Regions from separate parts of the Mus musculus genome. Here all the other regions are linked to region 2. A link is a loop called in an ENCODE intact Hi-C map of the cell type or tissue named here. Cell type or tissue: left cerebral cortex. All regions are shown on one strand.

Region 1 (8,000 bases), 84 kb before region 2:
ATACTTAGGCTTGATAGATGCATTAAATATGCTTTGAATTGGTGAGGCCTCTTCCAGCTCCAAGGACCTGAGATTTCAATTCACTTCTTTTGTTTTAAATAAGTGAGGAAACAGAGGTTGGAAAATAAGGAGATTAAAACAGAATCATCATGAGAACCAGTTGTCTAACCCCATCCTGCCTCTCTTTTATTTAGTACTAGAATCTAAGATTGTTATTTGGGTCTCCCGAGGGGTTTACATGAGCTTCTGTATGTGGAGAGGCACAGCGTGGCAGAAGGGGGAACATGAGGCCTTGAACTGGCACACAGGGATGCACAGGGCTGATGCTGGGCTTAGCTCTGTGTAAGGATAAAGTGTGAAGGGTGAAAGGTGAAGTTGCTGAAATGTCAACAGAAATAGAGCTTCTTGAATTTAAATGTGGCTTGTGGGTCATTTGATGACTCCTGTCACTCTTATCAGTATATTAAAATGAGATTTATCTTCATATCGAATGAAATTGCTACATTTTTATAGCTTTGCAGCACACACACACACACACACACACACACACACACACACACACACACACACACACACACACACGCATGCACACCACATACATAAAACAGGAATAAAAGCATCCATTCCATTGAGCTTTATGGAATTAATTTTTCATGGCACCAATTGCATAACATCTATGTGGTTTTCCCTCCTCTTTAAGTAGGGATAATAAGAAGGACTATTTAAGCCTTTCCTTAGGATCACATGTTGATAGAAATGGAAGGCTCCCAGCTCTACACTGACCCTTAATAGATATCACTAAATGCAGTGACTTCTATCATTGTCAAGCATTATTATAACCCGGGCTTATGTTCACTGCCAGGAGTCTCTTTCTGCTCCCTCACAGACTTCCTTGTCCTCTCTGAAACCCCCTCAGTCATTTGAATGTATTGGCTGCTCCTCCAGGGAAATGTCTATCATGTTCTGAAGAGCTTTCATTCGTAGGTCAAGAAGTATATAATTTTTTCTTTTTTCAGTGTTTAAAGATATTTTGATTTGTTAGTGTAAGACATAGCTGTAATACTTTTCTGTTGTCACAGAATCCTAACATTAGGTTTTTATTTTAATATATCCTTTTGTAGTATTTGTCTTGGATCCTCAGTCTCTAAGCTGAAGTAGAAGGGTCTTTCTTGACCTCAATTATTCGTTCTACTCAAGTTATTGGCATCAATTTCCATAACCAGTAACTGCGCAGCCACAAGAATAAAATGAGATCAAGCTTTACAGAGTTACTAGCCTTCTTAAACATTTGCCAGAGATGGATAGAAGTTCCTGCCACTCTTGCAGATGACCTGGGTTCATTTCCCAGAACCCACATGAGAACTCACAACCATCTACGACTCCAACTCCAGGAGATTAAATGACTTATTCTAGCTTTAGTGAGCATTAAGCACTCATGTGGTTCAAATACATATGTGTAGGCAAAACATACACACACATACACCACATACACATATACACACATGTATATATATATATATATATATATACATATATATACACATACATATATATGTAAATAGAATAAAACATTAACTGAATAAAATGCTTTCTTAGACAGTTTGAATATCTTGGTTATCTGTAAGCTTCAACATTCACTACAAAGGAATCCTACCTAAGTTCCATCAGTTAGCAAGGCCCCATTGCTGAAGATGATTAAAAAACTCAGGGAACACTGATAAGTGAAGCTGGTGCCTACATAGGGCCTTCACCCTTATGCTTTAGTGTCTTTCGTATAGCATGGTGTTCTGCATGCTACCAAAAGAGAAATGTATACACCAACCTAGCCACAAACCCATGTTCAAGAATTCTGTTCTGCCTGAAAGATATGCTAGGCCAATAGTGGCACAAAGCTTGTGGGGGTATCCAACCTATATCTTAAGGCCAATCAGTTTGGGCCAAACATATTCAAACCACCACAGGTGTGCACAGCTCCTTCCTTTACATTCAATCTGGACTACAGCCTATTGAATGGTACCACCCATATTTATGGTGGGTCTTCCCACATCATTAAACCCAATTTCTTCATAGGCATGCCTAGAGGATTATCTCCTCGATATTCAAGATCCTATCAAGTTGACAACCAATTTTAACTATTGCATATGGTGTTTTCCATCTTAGTCATGGGCCTTGCCATTCATCCTTTGTTCAGGACATGTTCAGGAGTCATCCATAGCTTTCTCATTTGCTTATATTTCATTTTCAATACATTAGTAAATCTTGGTTGTGTTTTCAAAATATATATCTAAAATGTGTACTTGACACCTTACTATTTCTTAGTCATCATTTTTTCCACATTTTTGCATTTCTCTCATTACTCATTTGACTCTAGTCACTAATCTTTAGCCATTCTTTGGCTCTTCTATTGTGTTTCTGTAGGTCTTTGTCCTTGCCATTCCTCTGGTTCTAAGGATGTTCCACCAGTTGTCTATAGGGCTATCTCTTTTACCTATCTTCTAATCCCTGCTCAAACATCTCCACAGAAACCCTATCTCTCCCTTACTCTCTCTTTCGTCTCTTACTTATAAAGTATATTAATAGCACTCATCCAATTTGGATTATATACATTGTCTGCTTCCTGTTATTAACTCTTTTATAATAAGCTGCTTGAGTTTACTCCTTCAGTGCTATACTGTGGTTTCCTAGAAAAGTACCTAGCCAGGATAGACAGTGCATACTTGGTGAATGAATGAACTGAAAGACAAATGGTATATTCTTAACTAAAAGGATGATGATATGGTTATTTCTAATCTTTTCTAAAACATTGTATTAGAGGAAGGATAAAGAGATGAATCACTAGTGGCCTTAGAGTGAACACCATAGGTCTGCTTTTATAATACCCAATGTTAGCACTATAGTAGAAGCTGATGAATTAAGTTCTGGCTCTTACATACTTAAATCTGGTTGTATGAGTCACATCAGACCAAATTACCAAGTATAGATGTGAAAATTAAAGGCAGGAACAACCAATTTTCACTCAATAGTACATCTTGAAGTTTGAGGAAGGTGGGGCAAAGCAGTACTGAACTTGGTATGGACCACATTGTACATAACAATGATGGTAATCATTGTCATTTACTCATAGAGCCATAATTGTTCCAACCTGCCCCCTGCTTCCAGGGATCCTTCTTGCTGATATCTGTTTTATTGTGAATAGGTTCCTTGAACATGCATGACAGATTGGAGAGTTGCCATGTGGATCTACAGTCCTCAGTGTGAGAAGCTTTAAACAATCATTTCTGTGGCTGGAATCTTCAAATGATCTACTTTTTATTGCCTCTGGAGCATAACCAGGTTGGTTGTGAAGATGTTGTCAACATTATTTTTCTCATTGTTATGATAAAACATCCGACGATTTAAAGAAGGAAACATTTATGTTGACTCAATTTGAACATACAGTCTATCAGTACAGGGGAGTGGTGGCAGCAAGACATATTGTATCTATAACTGGAAACAGTGAGAAAGGAATCCTGGTGCTTAACACACTTTCTCTTTTTTTTTTTCCATTTTTTATTAGGTATTTAGCTCATTTACATTTCCAATGCTATACCAAAAGTCCCCCATACCCACCCACCCCCACTCCCCTACCCACCCACTCCCCCTTTTTGGCCCTGGCGTTCCCCTGTACTGGGGCATATAAAGTTTGCGTGTCCAATGGGCCTCTCTTTCCAGTGATGGCCGACTAGGCCATCTTTTGATACATATGCAGCTAGAGTCAAGAGCTCCGGGGTACTGGTTAGTTCATAATGTTGTTCCACCTATAGGGTTGCAGATCCTTTTAGCTCCTTGGGTACACTTTATCTTTTTTATTCCAGCTCATAGAATGGTGCATCTCATACGTACGATGGGTCTTTCCACTTTAGTTAATATAATCTAGACACTACCTCTCAGACACATTCAAGAGTTGTTTCCATGGTGATTCTAATCTTACCCAGTTGGCAATCAGTATTAGTCATCCAAGATAGAGCAGATACATAGCGAAAAGACTTAAACTAAGATACCCAGTGTGGACTTTCAAACCCACATTGCCTTGTAGCTGAGTTCCTTTGGAGTGAGTGTTTGAGCTAACCAACTGAATCATCCATAGAAACGGTACTAATTCTCTCAGGGTCTGCATCCTCCCACTTGAAACGCTAAGACGATGTTTGCTTCCTCCTTCTCCTAAGGCTGCATTGGAGAGGAAGAATATTTCAGATTACTTTTACTTCTAGTTAGCACTAGACTGGAGGTTTTTGATGAAGCATGAAAGACAGTGCTCACAACTTAGCATGTCCTATTGCCACAACAGAGAAACTATTATTATTCAGTAGCATGTCGCCATAATGAACCATCTCAAATGATAAATGGTCACTGTATTCTGTTCACATTTTCCATTTTCTTTTCGGAGTTCAGCCTTTTCTTGTTTGCCAAGCTTTGTATAAGTCTTATTTAGTCCTTTTTCTTCTTTTTGTGGCAGTATACCATGTTTCTTTTAAAAACAAGAGCCGAGGTTTAACCATGCTATGACTAGAATTTAAGATAAGTAGTTTATAAACTATTAAGATCTATTTCTTGCTTAAATTTCAAGACCAAAATATTATGTAGTTGTCACATCGACATGACTAGAAAGAGAGACAACAATGAAAGTGTTTTCTGCATTGTCTCTACAGGCTGTCTACCGTTTACTCAGTTGTTAATAGTATTCTTTAGCTGTCCAGATTGCACGGTGGTTTCCAGTATCTTAAAGGCATTCGGCGATGCATTGACACCTTGCAAGGAAGGTGCTAAATATGTCTGAGATATGACTCACTCCTGTTTGCAGAAGGAAGCTTCAGTGGGAGGAAAACATTTCCAGGCATCCCTAAAGCTAGATGGAAGGCAGAATTCTTCATGAATACTCTGCAATTTTTTGTTATTTATTAATCTAGTGGGTAGTTATTGCTAGTTCCTCTTGGTACCAGTTTCTGTGATATGTAGGCACTTAAGGAAGACCTCTGTACTATGGAAAGTATTTCTGCTTTGTAAAGAACTTGATGGTAGAATGATGGGAAAGCCAGAGCACTTCTGTGAGGCTGATGAAAGATTGTCAAGTGTGGGTGGTTGAAAAGTTTAACAAGAAAGAGAAAGAGAGGGAGAGGGAGAGGGAGAGGGGGAGAGGAGGGGGAAGGGGAGGGGAGGGGGAGGGGAGGGGAGGGGGAGGGGAGAGAGAGAGAGAGAGAGAGAGAGAGAGAGAGAGAGAGAGAGAGAGAGAGAGAGAGAGAGAGAGAGAGACTGAATTGGAGCACATTTGTAAAACTTCTGACCTGTGTATTAAAGTATTGATATACTGAACACCATGTTCCTGATTCTGTACAAGTTCATATTTTTACTTTTCTCGTTACACACACACACACACACACACACACACACACACACACACACACACACACAGAGGCACTCACATACATGTACACACATATTCAGAAACAAGAAAAATCTAATTGCCTCATAGAACAGAACAGTTAAATGATATGGTGTCTAATAAATTGGAATTCTCCATAGTCATTAAAAACCATACTGTAAATTAATATTTAATGGGTTGGGGATTGCTTGTCACATTTTAAATGTAAAAATTAAAAGTATGATGTAAAATATATCAGTTTGCTAATGTTGTGCTCTCAATCTGACATGCTGTGAATGCTATAGTGGTCTGTGCTACTCCTCTGCCTAGTCCTGCACCTCTCATCATCTACCCATCCTCAATGGCCCTTCATCTTCCTGCAGTTTTGGTTGCCTTCTTGCAAGCTGCCATGTTCATTTGTTTCTACCACTTTTTTACCACCTTTATCTCCTGATAGAATATAAGTTATTAGTGGCAGAAACTTTTATATAAGTTGTTCACAGTGACTCCTCAAAAGCTAAGGGCAGTCAATGTACTGTACCTAGAAGCTCAGAATAAACAGCGATGAACGAATTAATAACAGAAATGAAGTTAAATTATAATATGATTGGTCATACTTGTATTTTTCTGAATTTTATGTTTTTCTATGATAAACAAGCATTTCCTCTGTAGTTAGACTACACATGAATTCCTCATATAGACCTAAAGAGGTCGTCTTTAGGAATGGCTGAGAATCAATGATTGAAGAGGGCAGAGCCAAATCCTTCTGGTTGAATGTAGACAGATCTTTGTAACTGTTGTGTATAGTCTGGGTTCTGGGCTTGTCTAACCCTTGAGTCTTAAGTCTATTTTTGTTTTCTTTATCCACCATCTCCATCATTTTTCTTTCCTGAGCCCACATGCTGGTTCCTGGACTCCACGCTGTTCATGCTAAGGTCTGCCCTCAAACCTTGTCTGTCTTCTTCCTAGGTTTGTTGTTTGGGTTATAATGTCAATATCTGTGTTTTCTTTGAACATGAGCTTGTATCCTGTTGTTTTTTTCATGACATTCTGTACTGATTCTAGCCTCATTATTTCTTTAATTTTCCTGGCAGCAGTAGAATGGGCCAGGTCCTCAGTGCAATGCCCCCAAGCTGCAAGACAACCATGTTTACCACTGTTAGCTGAAGCAGTCAAAAATCTGCCTCCAATGGGAGCCCAGTGGAATCTGGCTCAGTCTATTTTAAGCCATAAACCAACCATAGAAACACTAGGAGAACATATGCTTTTCTTGTTTCTTGTGTTACCTTTTTTTTCTTCTTCTTCTTCTTCAAGCACATGACAAGCTGCTTGAGAAAAAGCTTTCTATTTTCTACTTTTCTTGTCTTCAGTAGTGCGGAAGCTCTTCTGGTCTTAGAGTTATTTCTATGTGTTTTAGTTAGTGGATACTTGGATTCCCATGTAGAAAGTAGACATGGTTTCTGACTTTTCACAGGTAGCATCAGAGTAGTTTAGGGTGGCTTGAGTGCCTTTGGAGACACTATATATGTATACACATATATATTTAATGTCAGATTGTTATTAATATTTAAAATGCAATAAATGAAAGTGAAATATTCAAGATCAAACTTGGTTGCTGTAATCTCCTGTTAAAATGGTATTGCTTTGTTCAGAGGCATAGATTGATTTTGTGGAAGAAGGATATTACATAACAGATTCCTCAATTCAATAAAGGCTTATTGAGATTCTGCTGTTTATTACTGCAGCAGGCAGTGAAGGAAATTGTAGAGATCAGCTAAAAATGGTCCATTAACAGTACAAGCCAGAAAGACCTATTGTTGAATATTTCAAAGAGGAAGAGATTCCTCAGGAGTAGGTAAGCGTGCATGGACATTGTAATGAAGACAGAATTATGAAAACATTAGTAGGTGTAGCTGCTAGCCTAGCAGAAACAAAGGACTGCACACGAGGATAAGAAAAATCAAGAAAGGATAGGAAGAGTGTCTTTTGTGAGAGGCAGCCTGTTGTTCATGGGCAGGATTTCAGGGAACAGGCAGATGAGTTAGTGAGAGATGAGATGAAAAATACTTTCATCGAAAGCAACTTAGGGGAGAAAGGGCTTATTTTATCTCCAAGGCTATATATGTCATCGCTTTAGGGAAGTCACAGTAATAGGTGTTAGAAATAGCAGGTCATATCATATTTAATGTCATGAATGCATACCTAGCCCTCAGAGTCGTTTCTACTATTGTATAATATAAGGCCTCAAGCTAGAGAATAGTACTGCCCATAGTGGACTAGGCTTTCCCATATCAATTAGGGAAATCAAGACAACCTCTCACAGTTATTCCTACAAACCAAGTCACCTGGGTAATCCTTTGTGGACACTCTCTCCCCAAGTGATTCTAGATTGTGTCCTTTCAGCAGGTTTAGGAAGACTTTGGGGCTGGAGTAAGTTCCCCCAGGTTCAGCCTCCTAAGGGATGGTGCGAGGTGTAACATTGGACATGAGGTTTAAAAGAAAAGGTTCACAGTTTCCATTGTGTTTGACACAGAGGTTGTCAGCAGTTTTTGGGATTTGTGATAGTGTTCTTTTCCCCTGAATTCAATTATTAAATGAAGGT
Region 2 (8,000 bases):
AGATTCCCTGGGGCAATACTCATTTGCATTTTCTGTGCAGTTTTGTTAAATGATGCATATGTACAAGCAATATTACTGTTTATTTATTTGAAACTTGAGATAATATTTTTCCTGCATCTCTGCTGTAAACACCATGATCTTTCTGTTAATCCTTCCACCAGCTCAATCCAGTAGATTAATTGAATAAGGTCTATTATATAAACATTTATACAGCATTTATATCTTCATGATGAAATATTTTGTAATGTCACAGTCCGTTTCTGAAAATTTAGATGGCATGTTCTCAGTTCTCTTGTAGTGGGAGCATGACAAGAAATAAACAGATCCAGCAGACCTGGTGCATTTTTAGATTAATCACAGTTCATCAGGATGCTGCAGTGACTTTTTTTTTTTCTTGACTATCATCATGGACATGCTCACATCTGGGAAGATGACAAAAATTGCCACTGAGAATAAAAACGTCTGTTCAGCTTTGATGAAAGGTTGAAATTCTTCATCTAGCTGTGTCATTGGTCCTGTGAATAGAGTAGAGCAAGCTTTGGTGCCCACAGTAGAGTCTTGGTAGTATGTAGCCAGAGGGAATTGTAAAGAAGGCAGAGAATCCAAACTTTGTCTGTTCTTCCTCACACTCATGCTCTGGGCACTTGTCCTGAGTAGTCACCCCTGAGAAAGTTGGGGCTGTGCAACTGCAGAGTAGAGGCATAGGAGATGCCTGTGACGACCTGAGAGATGCGATAAGGATTCTAGTAGCAGATAGATTCTATGTGCAGTCACAAGAAGCAAGTATGTTTTCTGTTCTGAAAGAGATTTGAAGATGGTTCATCTGATCTACGTCATAGTTTACAAGTGACTTAGTGTCGTATGAAGACACAATGGCAAAGCTGAAAGTGTGCTTCAACTTCTAATATTTGTTGTGTAGTTTTATAATTTGATTTGTATGTATGCATATTTGGATATCCATGGAAGGCAGAGGTCAATGTTGGGTGGGGTCTTTCTCAATACTTTATCTTACTTTATGACTGTCTCCTGAGAGGCTCTTATTGGACTGAGCATGGGGTCCCCGATGAAGGAGTTGGAGAAGGGACTGAAGGAGCTGAGGGAGTTTGCAGTTCCATGTGGGGGTGGGGGTGCAACAGTGTCAACTGGCCAGATCCCCCACCCCTTCAGCTCCCAGGGACTGGGCCACCAACCAAAGAATACACATGGAGGGACCCAGGACTCTGGTCGCATATGTGGTAGAGGATGGCTTTGTTGGACATCAGTGGGAGGAGCGGCCCTTGGGCCTGAGGGCTTTCAATGCCCCATTGTAGGGGAATGCCAGGGCTAGAAGGCAAGAGTAGATGGGTGGGTGGGGGAGCACCCTCACAGAGGCAAGGGGAGGGGGATGGGATGGGAGTTTCCGGAGGGGAGACCTGGAAAGGGGATAACATTTGAAATGTAGATAAAGAAAATAGCCAATAAAAGAAAAAAAGTTTTTTTTTTTTAAATAGTGTTTCTTATGAAACCTGGAGCCAGCAAGCTACAAGGCTTGTCCTGTCTTTGTCTCTCCAGTGCTGAGATTACCTAGTTTGTGTGTGTGTGCTGAGGGTCTGCGTTAGTCCTCATGCTCATGTGGTAAGTAATTTGTCAACTGAGCAATCTCTGAAGCCGAGGTCTGATAGACTTTGACCATAGTGCCATGCCCCATCTCCATTGTGCCCACTGCTATATTGGTGATCTACCTTTGTGCATTGTGTAGTGTGGTTTGGGGGCCATCTCTGTTGCCTGGGTTATTGAATGTTGGATGAGCTGTTGTTGATCTTTGAGTCTTCCTTGGGATGACTTGTCTTTGTGAAGTGGGGAAACCAGTCCTGAGAGGTGTTTTTGACTAATGTGGACACATGCATTAGGACTTTCTCCTCTGTATCAGTGAATATGAATCAATCTTTATACTAAGAAAGTCTAGAACCTCAAGTGTTGAAGAGCTTGGACTCTTTTCAAGCCCCCAACTTGTAATCATAACATTTTCACACATCCCTCTTTTTCTTTCAGCTTCTTCCACTGTGACTAATTTTAGACAAGAATTTTCAGCTGGGCTGGAGATCAACAGTCAAGGATCAGACTCTCTCACTGAGAACCAGTGATGTGGTCCCAACCCTTTATTTTACAGACCTTGAACTAGACACCCATAGGACTTGCCTAAAGTCTTAGTCACCTAGATGACAGGGCAGATTTCTTGTTCTGGATTAGATTAAATGTTGCAGATTCCCCCACTGCACTGTTCACACCTCCTTCACATCTTGGATGCTATTAAATTGAGCAGGGCCAGTCCAGAACCGGTAGTGTGTCTAGTTCAATGAGTGGTTAGTTAGTGTGGATATAGCTACAGTGTTACAGACTGCCTCCTTGGAAAGAGCTCTCTTTAGGAGGAACATTTGCTTGTGTTCATCTTTGAGAGACAGCAAACAGAAAGACTTATATTTCCTTAAAAAAAAAACAACTAGGTATAGCTCTGACTTTACTGTCAATTAGCATCTCTGTATTTATGCACCCACTCCCCAAAAACCCCATAATTTGTTTCTAATTGCCATGTAATCTGAAATATTTTGATTTTCCTACACCTTAGTGTTTTCTCATAAAGATAGTTCACATTTTATTATTTCTTTTTAAGATTTACTTATTTTATATGGTGTGAATGAGTGTTTTGCTTGCATGTGCACTTGTGTACCATGTGTATGCCTGGTGCCTGCAGAGGCCAAGAGAGGGTTTCAGATTCCCTGGACTGGATTCATGACTGGCTGTGACTTACCAGATAGGTCCTGGGAACTGAACACAGGTCTTCTTCAAGGGCAACAAGGCACTCTTAACTGCTGAGCCATTTATCTGGTCCTTCACCCTGTGTATTAAAGGAACAGCAGGTGATTAAACAGTTTAATTGGGTTACACAAGATTATCTCCGTTGATCAAAGTGAGAAACTGCAATGCAGGAATTGAGTGTGGCCTACTCTCATGGAAGAATTATGAAGAAGATATTTTCTCAATGTGTATCTGTGTCTTCTGAATGAGGGACACAACGTTCATCCTGTTTTTCATTTCACAGAATAGCAAAGAGAAACCTCTGGGTGTGGGGATCATGGCTTTGGAAATCAGTTGTGCCCAAATCACACTATTTACAGTCAAATTATCCAATGTGGAAGGAATGCAGTTACGAATATAGTCGTATGCTTCTTGCAGTGCTTAGCATCCAAGGGTGCTTTCTTTTCTGAAACATAGTTTTGAGGAATATGGTAATTTTAGAAGCTGAACATACAGTGCTGATCCTGTCCCAGCTCTGACTCCAAATACCATCAGTCAGAGAACTCCACTGACTCATATTTAAAAAGTTGTCACTCAGGGTTCTGCATGTGCACTATGGGAATCTCAGTGGATGCTTGGGAAGGTTACTGGTGCACTTTCTCTGCTGCATTTGCCATGTTTGAAGTCCTTCCTCCTTACTGTACCAATTAGTGGGTCTGAAACACATGATGGGTTAGATGAACGGAAGGAATTTGACGAAAGTGAGGAAGGCTTATAGCTTCAGGCATCTTCACAGTCTTGGTCAAGCTGTGTTTTTGAAACCATTGGAAACAGGTAGTTGGACAGACTTGTCTAAGGAATGATGTATTGACTAGCCTGGCTCTAGCATTACTCGTAATGTGGTCACAGTTCTTAGGTTGACTTGTCATAACAGGAGTAAAGGCTGGCTGTGGCAGTTGGAATATGCTTGGCCCACAGAGGTGGCATTATTAAGAGATGTGACCTTGCTGGAGGAAATACATCACTGTGGGAGTGGGCTTTGAGGTCCTATGCTTAAGTTCTGCCCAGGGTGGTAAAAGACCTTTCTCCTGGATGCCTGCAGAGAACAGTCTCCTGCTGCTGCCTTTGTATCAAGATGCAGAACTCTTGACTCTTCCAGCACCATGTCTGCCTGGATGCTGCCATGCTTCCCACTATGATGATAATGGACTGAACTTTTGAAACTGTAAGCCAGCCCAAATTAAATGTTTTCTTTTATGTGTTACCTTGGTCATGGTGTCTCTTCACAGTAACAAAACAAAACAAAACACCAAAAGCCAACCAAACAAACAAACAAAATCTGAGACACTAGTTTATTTGAAGAGAATGTGCTAATGAATGGTTGGCAAATTCTATTCCTTTGGATAAATGAGATAGTGGATATCCCAATCTGTAGAGTCCCAGATAGAAAATGTCTAAAACCCACACGTACAGTTTTTCTCTAGATTTCTCAGGGAGACTGTGCCCTCCCCTCAAACTTGAGTGGGCTGAATCAGACCTTGTTTGCCACAGTAGGCTAGCCCACTTAGGGTGGAGTCTTCTGACCTAGATGAAGTCTATTGTCCTGCCACATCAGCAGCTGCCTTCAAGAAGCCACCACCTGCTGAGCAGCTGAGCTTGCCTTCCTGATGAGATCCTGGCAAAGTGGGGAATGGGTTTTCCCCCTTTAAAAATCAGACTCAAGAATTAAAGTTGAGGGCTGGTGAGATGGCTCAGTGGGTAAGAGCACCTGACTGCTCTTCCGAAGGTCCGCAGTTCAAATCCCAGCAACCACATGGTGGCTCACAACCATCTGAGATCTGACTCCCTCTTCTGGAGTGTCTGAAGACAGCTACAGTGTACTTACATATAAATAAATAAAATCTTTAAAAAAAAAAAGAATTAAAGTTGAGCCTTGATCAGAGAACTTTGTCTTGGCTCATCGTATTTCCCTCACTGTCCTTCCCATCCATCCCCAGCTTTCCTTTTAGGAACCCAGTAACCGGTGGCCATTGGCGGCTACAGGATACACCACCTTTCTCTTCACCATCTTCTCACCACTTAAACAAGTGAAGCCACGTCAGGTCCTCCTTAATCCTCACTCTCTGAGCTCAACTGTCAAAAACAGTGTGGGCTACAAATGATATGGAAGAGAACTCACACAAAACAAACATATTAGGGCTAAGGGATAATTTCCTTGCTACCTTCAGAATCCCACAAGCAAAGCTCTGTGTTGATACTTCTCAAGTGTTCACTGGATTTTAATTTTACTTTTGGCACATTCCCATACTGTGATATTCTTTGTGTTATTTAGGAAGACTTATGAAAACATTTGTTTTTGTCATTGAGATCTCCATCCATTCATTTATTTATTTATTTATTTATTTATTTATTTATTTATTTATTTATTATTTAGTTGTTGGAGAGGTGGGGATGGGGAAAGATGGGGCAAATAAGGGAAGACTGTGTTCTCAAGGCCTCAGTGAGAGATTCGGGTGGAATATCTAAGTGGTTCATGCTTTTCTCCAGCTACTTTGGACCCCACCTGCATTACTAAAGACCCACATAAGAAACTAGTATCTTAGTTTCATTTCTTGTTACTGGGATAAAACACCCTAGCAAAAGCAATTTAAGGGACATGAGTTGATTTGGGTTTATAGTTCCCAAAGTTTATCATAGAAGGGGATCATGTAGATGGGCAGAGGGAAAGTGGTGGCAGGAGCTAGCAGCTTGTTGGTCACATTTTATCCACACTAAGAAAGCAGAATAAACAGGAATTGGGGTTGGGCCATAAATCTTCAAGTCTTACACAAAGGGATACATTTCCTCTACTTTAGGAAGTGAGGCCCTACTTCCTAAAATTCCACAACCTTCCCAAACAGAGTTGACAGCTGGGGTTAAGTATGTAGATATGTCAGCCTATGGTGGAGCATTTCACATTCAAATCACAACCAGTGCCTATGTGGACAGGGTCAAGTAGTACAAAGAGGCAAGCTTGCTTTTCTTTTCAGTGTTTTTTTTTTTTTTTTTTTTTTTTTGTGGAAGAAAAAAAAATCCTGGCTTTACTACATATTAGCCATGCAGATTTCTTAACCTCCTTCTGCCCCTCTGTAATAATGGAAAAATTAATGCGCGTGTTGTGGCTATTGAATGGCTTCCTAAGCGGTACCATGGTATGGTGAGGGCTCATTGCCTGTGTCCGGCTGAACACACCCCATTCTCTTTAGCATATTTAGTTAATCTTCTGAGAATTTTCACTATGCTGTTTTGTTTCTATCCTGGTCACTGCTCTTGGTTTTGCTGGCGACTCTGCATTCTTGTATTGCGCTTTTTTCTTTACTAGCTGGAGAGGATTCCTCTCTGGAGGAGCTAGAGGCTTGGGATTAGTAAGGAGACCATGCACTTCCCAGAGCCCAGGAGCAGAGTTTTAATGAGTTCTTTTACTAGGAAAGGAGGAAGAAGCTGAGCTGTTTGTCCTCTGATTCCAACCTGCCTAGTGTCAGGGTCTAGGCTGGCTGAATGTGGATGACTTGGTGCATATGAAATGACTGAAGGCTGCTGTTCCAGCCACTGGGGTGAGAGAATGACGGAGCTTATTAATGATCTTGCAGAGCTACCAGCCGACAGTCTATTTGTTTTCATTATGTAAACCAGCATGGTTTGGGATTATGCAGATTTCCACCTTTTTACTTAGAAGGCAAAGAATATTCATTAAGGATATCAATAAAGACCTTGCCCCTGATGGAGTCTCCGAGGCTGTTTCCTGCATGCTGAAAGACAGAAGAGAAAACTTAGGGGGTTGAGAGAGACTCAGAGATTGATTGGAAGGCAAATTATAAACCCATTTCAGCTCTTGGCCTGCAGGCTGGGAAGTAACATTATTTGTTGTCAGGGATGGAAAACAACTGAGATTCAGGTCCAAGTGATTATTCCACGTTGACACTGCTGCCTCTCTGCCAACTGCAGCTCCATTTAGACATAGATTAATTAGGCTGGTGGGGGGGCGGGGGGCGTTGGGCTAGGAGAGCTGTGTGGAAGCAGGCAGCTCGGCCAGGAGTAGTCAAAGTTGGAGGTCTGGAGACTTGCCCCTCCCAGGAAGATGACACCCCACTTCCACTGCTAAAACCAGAGCAAACCAGGGTGAGAGAGTGTGGATAGAAAACAGACCCTACTTCTATAGCAAAGCAGTGTACATTTCCACTGATTTGTTAATGCCAGTGAGGCAAAACAAAACAAAACAAAACCCAGAACCAAAAACAAAACAAAAACAAAACAAAAAAACAAAACAAAAAACAAACAAACAAAAAACCCAAAAACCCCCACAACAACAGAAAACAACCTTCAAACTCACTTGCTGGCAGGCTGTCCCTATGGAGACAGGGTGGGGGGTTGGGGTGGGGATGGGGGCAGCAAGTCATCTGTAGACTTTAGTGGCTTATCAATCTTTCCTTTGGCCTTGTAGAAATCATCTTGGACTTTTTAATCATTCCTGCATGTGAAATGGAAATGTAGTGTGTATACACACACACAAACGGATATATTATGTCCATTACTTGAATTATGAGACAGACAGAATAAAAATAAGGAAAATTCTTGGGGAAGTGAGCCCCATGTTAGTTCATTGAAAACAGTATATTACAGGCTCCACATGAGGACCTTAGTGTCTCTCCAGAATCTTTCTTACTTATGGGGAGTCTTTGGTCTGAACATCTTCATATTCTGCTTGTATCTCAGCTGACAGCATCTGTTTTGTCAAGGGCTGGGACAGTGTAGGGTCCATCCGTAACTCACCCCACCATCCTTTAGCGAGGGCAAGATGTACAGAGAGGGGGCTGGGCAGGGGTTCTGGATCTCGGGATTTGGGTGGGGAGCCGGATGACAATCAAAAGCACCCAGTCTGTCTTCTCCAGCGTCTTTGGCAGGCACTAGTCCTGCCAGCAAAGCTTTCCTCCAGGGCTGAAGCAGGCTGGCTTAGTGTTGCGAATGCCAGTGGTGGTCACTGGTAGTAAGATTCCCAGAGGGAACCCTTGCAGCGTGTGAACCTTTTCAGAAAAACTCAAATGAGGAATTTTCTCTTTTACTGTTAACACTTCATTGCATGGATTTTTTTTCCTCCAGTGGTGGCGCTGAGCTGAACACGGTGCTAGCAGAAGGGGGCGGTACTTTCCCTCTGGACCCTGACTTGGAAGCCAAGTGCAACTCCAGCG
Region 3 (8,000 bases), 130 kb before region 2:
AATAACCCCATTAAAAAATGGGGCTCAGAGCTAAACAAAGAATCCTCAACTGAGGAATACCGAATGGCTGAGAAGCACCTGAAGAAATGTTCAGCATCCTTAATCATCAGGGAAATGCAAATCAAAACATCCCTGAGATTTTACCTCACACCAGTCAAAATGGCTAAGATAAAAAACTGAGGTGTCAGCAGATGCTGGCGAGGATGTGGAGAAAGAGGAACACTCCTCCATTGCTGGTGGGATTGCAAGCTTGTACAACCACTCTGGAAATCAGTCTGGCAGTTTCTCAGAAAATTGGATAGTACTACTGAGGGATTCAGCAATACCTCTCTTGGGCATATATCCAGATGTTCCAACTGGTAATAAGAACACATGCTCCACTATGTTCATAGCAGCCTTATTTATAGTAGCCAGAAGCTGGAAAAAACCCAGATGTCCCTCAACAGAAGAATAGATACAGAAAATGTGGTACATTTACACAATGGAGTACTACTCAGCTATTAAAAACAATGAATTTATGAAATTCTTAGGCAAATGGATAGATCTGGAGGGCATCATCCTGAGTGAGGTAACCCACAAAAGAACTCACATGATATGCATTCACTGATAAGTGGATATTAGCCCAGAAACTTAGAATACCCAAGATAAAATTTCCAAAACACATGAAACTCAAGAAGAAGGAATACCAAACTGTGGATACTTTGTCCCTCCTTAAAATGGGGAACAAAATACCCATGTAAGGAGTTACAGAGAGAAAGTTTGGAGATGAGACAGAAGGAAGGACCATGCAGAGACTGCCCCACATGGAGATCCATCCCATAATGAGCCACCAAACGCAGACACAATTCCATATGCCAGCAAGATTTTGCTGATAGGACCCTGATATAGCTGACTCTTGTGAGGCTATACCAGTGCCTGGAAAATACAGAAGTGGATGCTCACAGTCATCTATTGGATGGAACACATAGCACCCAATGGAAGATGTAGAAAAAGTACCCAAGGAGCTGAAGGGGTCTGTAACCTTATAGGAGGAACAGCAATATGAACTAACCAGTACCCCCTGAGCTCATGTCTCTAGCTGCATATGTATCATAAGATTGCCTAGTCGGCCATCATTGGCAGGAGAGGCCCTTGGTCTTACAAAGATAATTTGCCCCAATACAGGGGAATACCAGGGCCAGGAAGCGGGAGGGGGTGGGTTGGAGAGCAGGGTGGGTGGGGGGAGGGTATAAGGGACTTTTGGGATAGCATTTGAATAGTAAATGAAGAAAATATCTAATAAAAATTGCTTAAAAAAAACCCCAAATTGGCCCATGTTAAAAGAAAGAAAGAAAGGGAGAAAGAAAGAAAGAAAGCATCCCAGATGAAATGTAGTAAGTAGTAACTCAGAGTTATTGATAGGAAATAGACTTTAATAGCATAGAGGGTCGATGCTTGCCCAGCTCTAGTGCTGATTATGGCTTATTGTAATATAAAGGTTGTGTGTGTGTCTTTTATCCAGGAACCAAACCATCAAAGGCAGGGTAGAAACCCTGGATTAGAATCAAAAATTTCTGGCTGGTGAGCCTCCTATCTCTGCTTCCCTAGCTATAGGATTATAAATGTTCACTGATGCACGTGGCTTTGTACACAGATCTGGGCATCTGAGCTCAGAGCCTTATGCTTGTGTCCCAAGTACTTTATCCACTGAGCCCTCTCCCAGATGGGTACTCTTTAAGATGGCTTTTGATATTTGTAGATAAGCAGGATGGTTGCTGGTTGAGAGACGGGTAAAACAATAAAGAGAAACTTTAACTTACATTTGGAGATGTGGACAGAAAGAGCTGGAAAGGGCTTCCTCCCCAGCTTCACAGTGAGCAAAGCTGGGCAAACAGTGAGCTGACTATTCATGAGGCTGACAATTTTGCCTCAAGTATAATAGAGGGCAGGTCTCAGCATTAACTTGCCCCCTGCTCCTTGGCAACCTCACAGGATTACAGAATTCTGAATGTCCTCTCCACAGAGAAATAATAAATGTACAAAAAGACAAATGACCAGCTTAACCTCAAATTTGCAAATTTGAGAACTCGAGGTTTAGAGAGAGATGCTGTCTCAAAAATTGAAGCGAATAGTTGCTTACTATTCACCTCTGGCTTATACACATGCATACATACATGTGTGTGAGGACCTGTGCAGGCATGTGCACATGTGCATGCACACACATAATATAAACTTACAATTGTTTGCATCTATCCAAACATCACACTACAACAAATACAACCTTTAGGCATGGCGCCCCTTGTGTAAGTAGAGAATGCATGAAGAAGCATGAGTTTTGGTCTTGGACTTGTGAGTTTTGATCCTAACTTCAACACCGTGTGCTCTGTCCTTGTGCTCATAGCTTGCTCCCTGTCCTGGGGGCTAGTACCTCCATCAGGGTTCAGAGACAAGGTTTTGGGAAAGTGAGTCTCATGATAGCATCTGGGAGATCAATGACACTATACATGGTTAATTTATCCTTTTCTAGATTGAGGAATATTATATCTCACAGCAAGGAACAAGAGAGTAATGCCTGTGGCCATGGCAGTGTGTTAGCCTGGCCTCCAAGCACTCAGTGTGGTCCACACAGAATCAGCCCCAAGAAGCCTGCCAGGACCCTGCAATCAGCCATTTAATCTGCAGGGTGGTAGGCAGTATTTTTTCTTCCATGTTCATTCTTTTTATAGCTTATGACACATTCAGCAATTAAGATTCTGAAAAAATATGAATTTTTAAGTGTGCTAGTATTGCTGATTTGGGGTTTATGCTGTAAAAGCTTCCAGATAAGGTTTAGCTTTATTTGGCAGTGTTCATTTCTTTAAATAGAAGCCACAGCACACACCACTTCTTGTCAATCAGCACACAGGATCCAATCTACTGGATTTCATCACAGTAGCCATCTCTTGTGCAATTTATTACTGAGTTGCTTAGAATTCTTTCTCTACTTCTTCTCTGACACACCTTTGTGAAAGAGAGAAATATCTATGACTGCTATAAAATTGATTGATAAACACATTTGGGTAAAAATATGAGTTTCCAAAAACAGTTCCCACCTCTTTTTTTATTCCCTGGAATACAACTCAGCTGTGTTACCAGATGACAATTTACCTCGTATTGGGATTAGACTAAATGTGAGGACTGTCAGCTATCCTTTACAGGGCTATAAGAACCTAAAGTTCGGTTAGCTTCTGGGACATGTTTATGCTATAAAACAGACATTAAGAAGGAAAAGGACTACATAAAGTCTGGTCTCAACCTATTGGACACTGGCAGTTGCTGAAAGAAGCAGAGGCTACAGAGCCAGTTTTCCTTAAAGTCCTCTGGGACTAAGACGATATTTCTCTCTATCTATTATAATAACTACTATTTCCAGGAACCATATTCTACCTGAGAGCATAGAAACAGAATAAGGGAGGGATCTATGCATTGGGCAACCTGGAAAGCATTTAACAGCACTCCAGTTGGTTCTCCAGTATTAATAAAACAGAACAAAGTCTGAGGATGAGTTCAGGAGAATTGCTTCTCAAACTGGCAAACTGCACTGTGAAGAAGTAATTATAGGCCTCCTACCCGATTTAACACATTTTACAAGAAATGTTAAATGAAGCATCTCCCTCCTTCAAAACATGCTCTCTCTTCTTGGATATTTTTTTCCTACAGAAAAGCACAGAGAGAAAGACAACAGGCACTCACCTCCCCCTTCCTGAACTTAATAAATACTTGTGTTAAGTCCTTTCTGCTTCAGATTATTTTAAAACAAAAGGAATAAAATATCCCAGATAACCGGACTGTTTGCTCTCCCTCCTTCCTCTGGAGAAGTCTTGGTGGTAAACTTGGTGTGTTTCCTGTCTCCAAGTACATAATCCTTAAACTGATCCTTGTCTTTTAAGGGACCCATCCTTCTTAGAGATGCTCTTACTGCCTCATGGTAAGTGCTATAAAGCAAACCAGAGGTTAGGCTGCCACAGCCTTACTGAATGGTAATTATTTCCTAGTACATGGACTATAAACTCTGCCCAGTCCCTAGATATAGTCAAGCTGTGTTAATTTTCAATTATGCATTTTATAGAATGACAGAGACAATTACATTAATTTATAGCTTTCTCTGAGGTTTTTAATATTTTAAGCCAGAAGTCACAGATCATTTCCAGGGACATAGCTTAAGCTGGTTAATTAGGAACTTTTCCTAGAAGTATTCCTTAAGGAGGAAGAATCAAAGCTATGGGGACTTGGTAGCTTGTCTCCTTGCAAGCTGTGATGTGAGAATGGGACAAACCAGCAATTGAATCACTTATGGACCTAACCAAGCCATGACCATATGTTTTGCTCTGTTGCTGGCTTGAATGAATATTCTCAAAGGAGTCTTTGGAAAATGGAAGGTCTTTACTCTGAGTTACCACAGGCTATCCCTGAGCTTTTATGGACTGACACCTATGCTAAACATTCTAAATACATAAGTAACCTGAAGACTCCTCCATGTAAAAGCCCTCCAGATACTTCAGAATATTCCAAGTCAGGTTGAGCTTTGAAAGTCCAAGGTTCTCTTAGTGAGAGCTCCAAGACCCCATCAGAAAGCTGTGCTTTGAGCATCCAGCCCCCCTGGTCTCCTTTCTGCTTCATGAGTTCAGCAGGTGTTTCCCAGCTACAAGGTCACTTGAGCTTTGCATGCTGTAGAACACACATGCCTGTGTACATATGCATGCAGGCGCACATGCACACACACACACACACACACGTAAAGATCTTGACAGGCAATATTGAATAATTCTACTATTGAGAAGATAAATAAACAGGGGCCAAGGCCATGATCAGTTCAGTTCAGGGTGTGGAGTATTTGAGAGGGACAGTAGGGAAGTTTCTGAGATGTAGTTGGAACCAGGAGATTCTGGTGTCCTATAGCAAGGGAGAAAGGATGTGAGGTTAGAAATATAGGGAGGTGGGGAGATTTGGGAAGATTTAGGGGCAGTGAAGGAATACAATCCAAATATATTGTATGAAGGAGGTAAAATAAGAAATGTCTGTAATTAAAATGATTAAATAAATAAATCCAAGTGTGCTGGCATGTACTACATACACACACATGCACTTTCTTACCCATTCAAAACAAAACAATAACCAACAAGACAAAAAAAAAACCAAACCATGACAATAACAAAAATAATTCGTTCTCTAATGTAGTGATTCTGGGTATATCAACCACACTCCAGGGTAGGCCCCATGCTCAGGAGTAGTTGACCAACACAAAACATAGACTCCATGCTTTAAGGGGGTTGTGATTATGATTTTTAGGGTTTGGTTTGTTTGTTTGCTTGTTTTTAGTGGGTTCTGGAGATGGAGTGCAGATCTCCACATCTTCAAGGCAAGTGTTTTACTAACTGAGCCATCCATCTCTCCAGCTCCCATTTGCTTGTTAATTTTCTGTTCTCATCTTACCAGCCTGAGCCCCTTGAAAGCAAGACCTTGCTCCTTATCACTGGATTTAGGATGGTTTAGCTTGACAGCTACAGTCATCTGCCACAAAAATGATCTGTGAGAGAATGACTGTGTATGATGACGGTCACATATAATTCTGTCACTGATAATGTTGTAGTTGTCTTAGTTTATCCAAGTACACACTATGGTGTTTGTTTCTACAAGAATAAAATCATCCTGTAAGGCATTTCTGGATTGTATCCCTTGATAAGGGAACCATGATTATACAAGTACACATTTCTTATATAAGAATGATTAATAACATCAAGATTCTTTGATGGTCACTGAGACGAAGCTTAAGTCCTTTTCCAGAGACTTAAAGATGAAATTAACTTCTTTCCTTAAAAATGTACCTACTTGTATACAAACTTTTAACTAAAACACAAGCCAGCATCTCAATGAATTCAGCTCTCACTCTGTTTCCTTAACTTGCCACCAGTACTAAAAAAATGTTGAAAATAGGGCCAAGCAGATGTCAGTAAAGTGAGGTGCAGCCATGAAGCCTGAGTTTGGATTCTTTTTTTATTTTATTTTATTTTTTTATTTTTATGTTCTTTTTTTAATTGGGTATTTATTTCATTTACATTTCTAAAGCTATCCCAAAAGTCCCCCACACGCTCCCCCACCCACTCCCACTTCTTGGCCCTGTCGTTCCCCTGTACTGTGGCATAAAAGTTTGCACGACCAATGGGCCTCTCTTTCCACTGATGGCCAACTAAGCCATCTTCTGATTCATATGCAGTTAGAGACACGAGCTCGGGGTGGGGGGGTGCAGGGGGGTGTACTGGTTAGTTCATATTGTTGTTCCACCTATAGGATTGCAGATCCCTTTAACTCCTTGGGTACTTTCTCTAGCTCCTCCATTAGGGGCCCTGTGATCCATCCAATAGCTGACTGTGAGCATGGATTCTTGTCACCCATGTTAAAAACTGAGAATGGTGGCATGTGTCCAAAGTCCTAGCATTGGGAAGGTTGATACAAGAAGGTGCCTGGGAATTACTGACCAGTCCATCTAACCAAATTGGTGAGCTCCAGGTTCAGTGAGAGACCCTGTAACAAAACATAAGGTACAGAGTTATTAAAGAAGATATTCTACATTGACATCCAGTCTTCACATGCAAGTATACACACATACATATGTGTACACATACATGTGTATTCAGATACGCCTTAGAAAGAAGAATGATAACAAAAATACAGATAAGCATAAATGTGATAGTCCTTATCTCCCCCACTGCCCAATCAGTGTTTCTGTTACATTTTTAATTCCCCTACCTCAGGGTCCTAAGTGCTAGAATTACAGACATGCAAACAGCGTTTAAGGTTAGCTTTAAATTTATTCTTGTACTCTCACTTGTTCTTCCCTGTGGGATGGAGATGACTAGGCATAGATGAAAAAACAAGCTCAGAGCAGCTAAATAACATGCCTGAGTCTGCTTATGTGGTAGGAGAGAGATTAGATGTTATTCCTTTGTTCGAGACATCATGAGAATTGAGAGGATCTTGCTTGCCCTGCCACTCAGAGGTACTGCTGGGCCCATTCTTCCTGAGCCTCTATGCTATCCTTGGTTTAAAAAAAATGGACAGCCCTTCCGCTCGACTCGAGACTCGAGCCCCGGGCTACCTTGCCAGCAGAGTCTTGCCCAACACCCGCAAGGGCCCACACGGGACTCCCCACGGGACCCTAAGACCTCTGGTGAGTGGACCACAGTGCCTGCCCCAATCCAATCGCGCGGAACTTGAGACTGCGGTACATAGGGAAGCAGGCTACCCGGGCCTGATCTGGGGCACAAGTCCCTTCCGCTCGACTCGAGACTCGAGCCCCGGGCTACCTTGCCAGCAGAGTCTTGCCCAACACCCGCAAGGGCCCACACGGGACTCCCCACGGGACCCTAAGACCTCTGGTGAGTGGACCACAGTGCCTGCCCCAATCCAATCGCGCGGAACTTGAGACTGCGGTACATAGGGAAGCAGGCTACCCGGGCCTGATCTGGGGCACAAGTCCCTTCCGCTCGACTCGAGACTCGAGCCCCGGGCTACCTTGCCAGCAGAGTCTTGCCCAACACCCGCAAGGGCCCACACGGGACTCCCCACGGGACCCTAAGACCTCCGGTGAGTGGACCACAGTGCCTGCCCCAATCCAATCGCGCGGAACTCGAGACTGCGGTACATAGGGAAGCAGGCTACCCGGGCCTGATCTGGGGCACAAGTCCCTTCCGCTCGACTCGAGACTCGAGCCCCGGGCTACCTTGCCAGCAGAGTCTTGCCCAACACCCGCAAGGGCCCACACGGGACTCCCCACGGGACCCTAAGACCTCTGGTGAGTGGACCACAGTGCCTGCCCCAATCCAATCGCGCGGAACTCGAGACTGCGGTACATAGGGAAGCAGGCTACCCGGGCCTGATCTGGGGCACAAGTCCCTTCCGCTCGACTCGAGACTCGAGCCCCGGGCTACCTTGCCAGCAGAGTCTTGCCCAACACCCGCAAGGGTCCACACAGGACTTCCCAC

What was found. A loop is a pair of places that touch in the nucleus more often than their neighbours do. Peaks named below come from ENCODE experiments on the same cell type or tissue, not always from the same donor. Only the 100,000 strongest peaks of a DNase experiment are listed, where the experiment ranks them.
Region 1: it touches region 2 in a loop (5-fold over the local background); 3 of 42 quality-filtered maps call a loop at or near these places.
Region 3: it touches region 2 in a loop (2.9-fold over the local background); 3 of 42 quality-filtered maps call a loop at or near these places.

What each region holds. Positions count from the first base shown.
Region 1 is chr8:68,641,132-68,649,131 of GRCm38, reverse strand. It overlaps Csgalnact1 (chondroitin sulfate N-acetylgalactosaminyltransferase 1), which reads left to right. Exons shown (of 10, transcript NM_172753.5): 2 at 3,197-3,333. Among named protein-coding and RNA genes, the nearest start is that of Csgalnact1, 90 kb to the left of the region's middle. In left cerebral cortex, no CTCF peak of the experiment used is centred here; DNase peaks (open chromatin) are centred at 4,128, 4,803 and 6,633; H3K27ac peaks cover 1,810 bases.
Region 2 is chr8:68,557,032-68,565,031 of GRCm38, reverse strand. Csgalnact1 (chondroitin sulfate N-acetylgalactosaminyltransferase 1) reads left to right here. Exons shown (of 10, transcript NM_172753.5): 3 at 7,912-8,000. Among named protein-coding and RNA genes, the nearest start is that of Csgalnact1, 170 kb to the left of the region's middle. In left cerebral cortex, a CTCF peak has its summit at 7,917 (motif pointing right); DNase peaks (open chromatin) are centred at 3,283, 6,397, 6,689, 7,953 and 2 more places; H3K4me3 peaks cover 457 bases; H3K27ac peaks cover 1,862 bases.
Region 3 is chr8:68,682,818-68,690,817 of GRCm38, reverse strand. All of the region lies in intron 1 of Csgalnact1 (chondroitin sulfate N-acetylgalactosaminyltransferase 1), which reads left to right. Among named protein-coding and RNA genes, the nearest start is that of Csgalnact1, 48 kb to the left of the region's middle. In left cerebral cortex, no CTCF peak of the experiment used is centred here; DNase peaks (open chromatin) are centred at 2,821, 3,587 and 6,896; H3K27ac peaks cover 2,089 bases.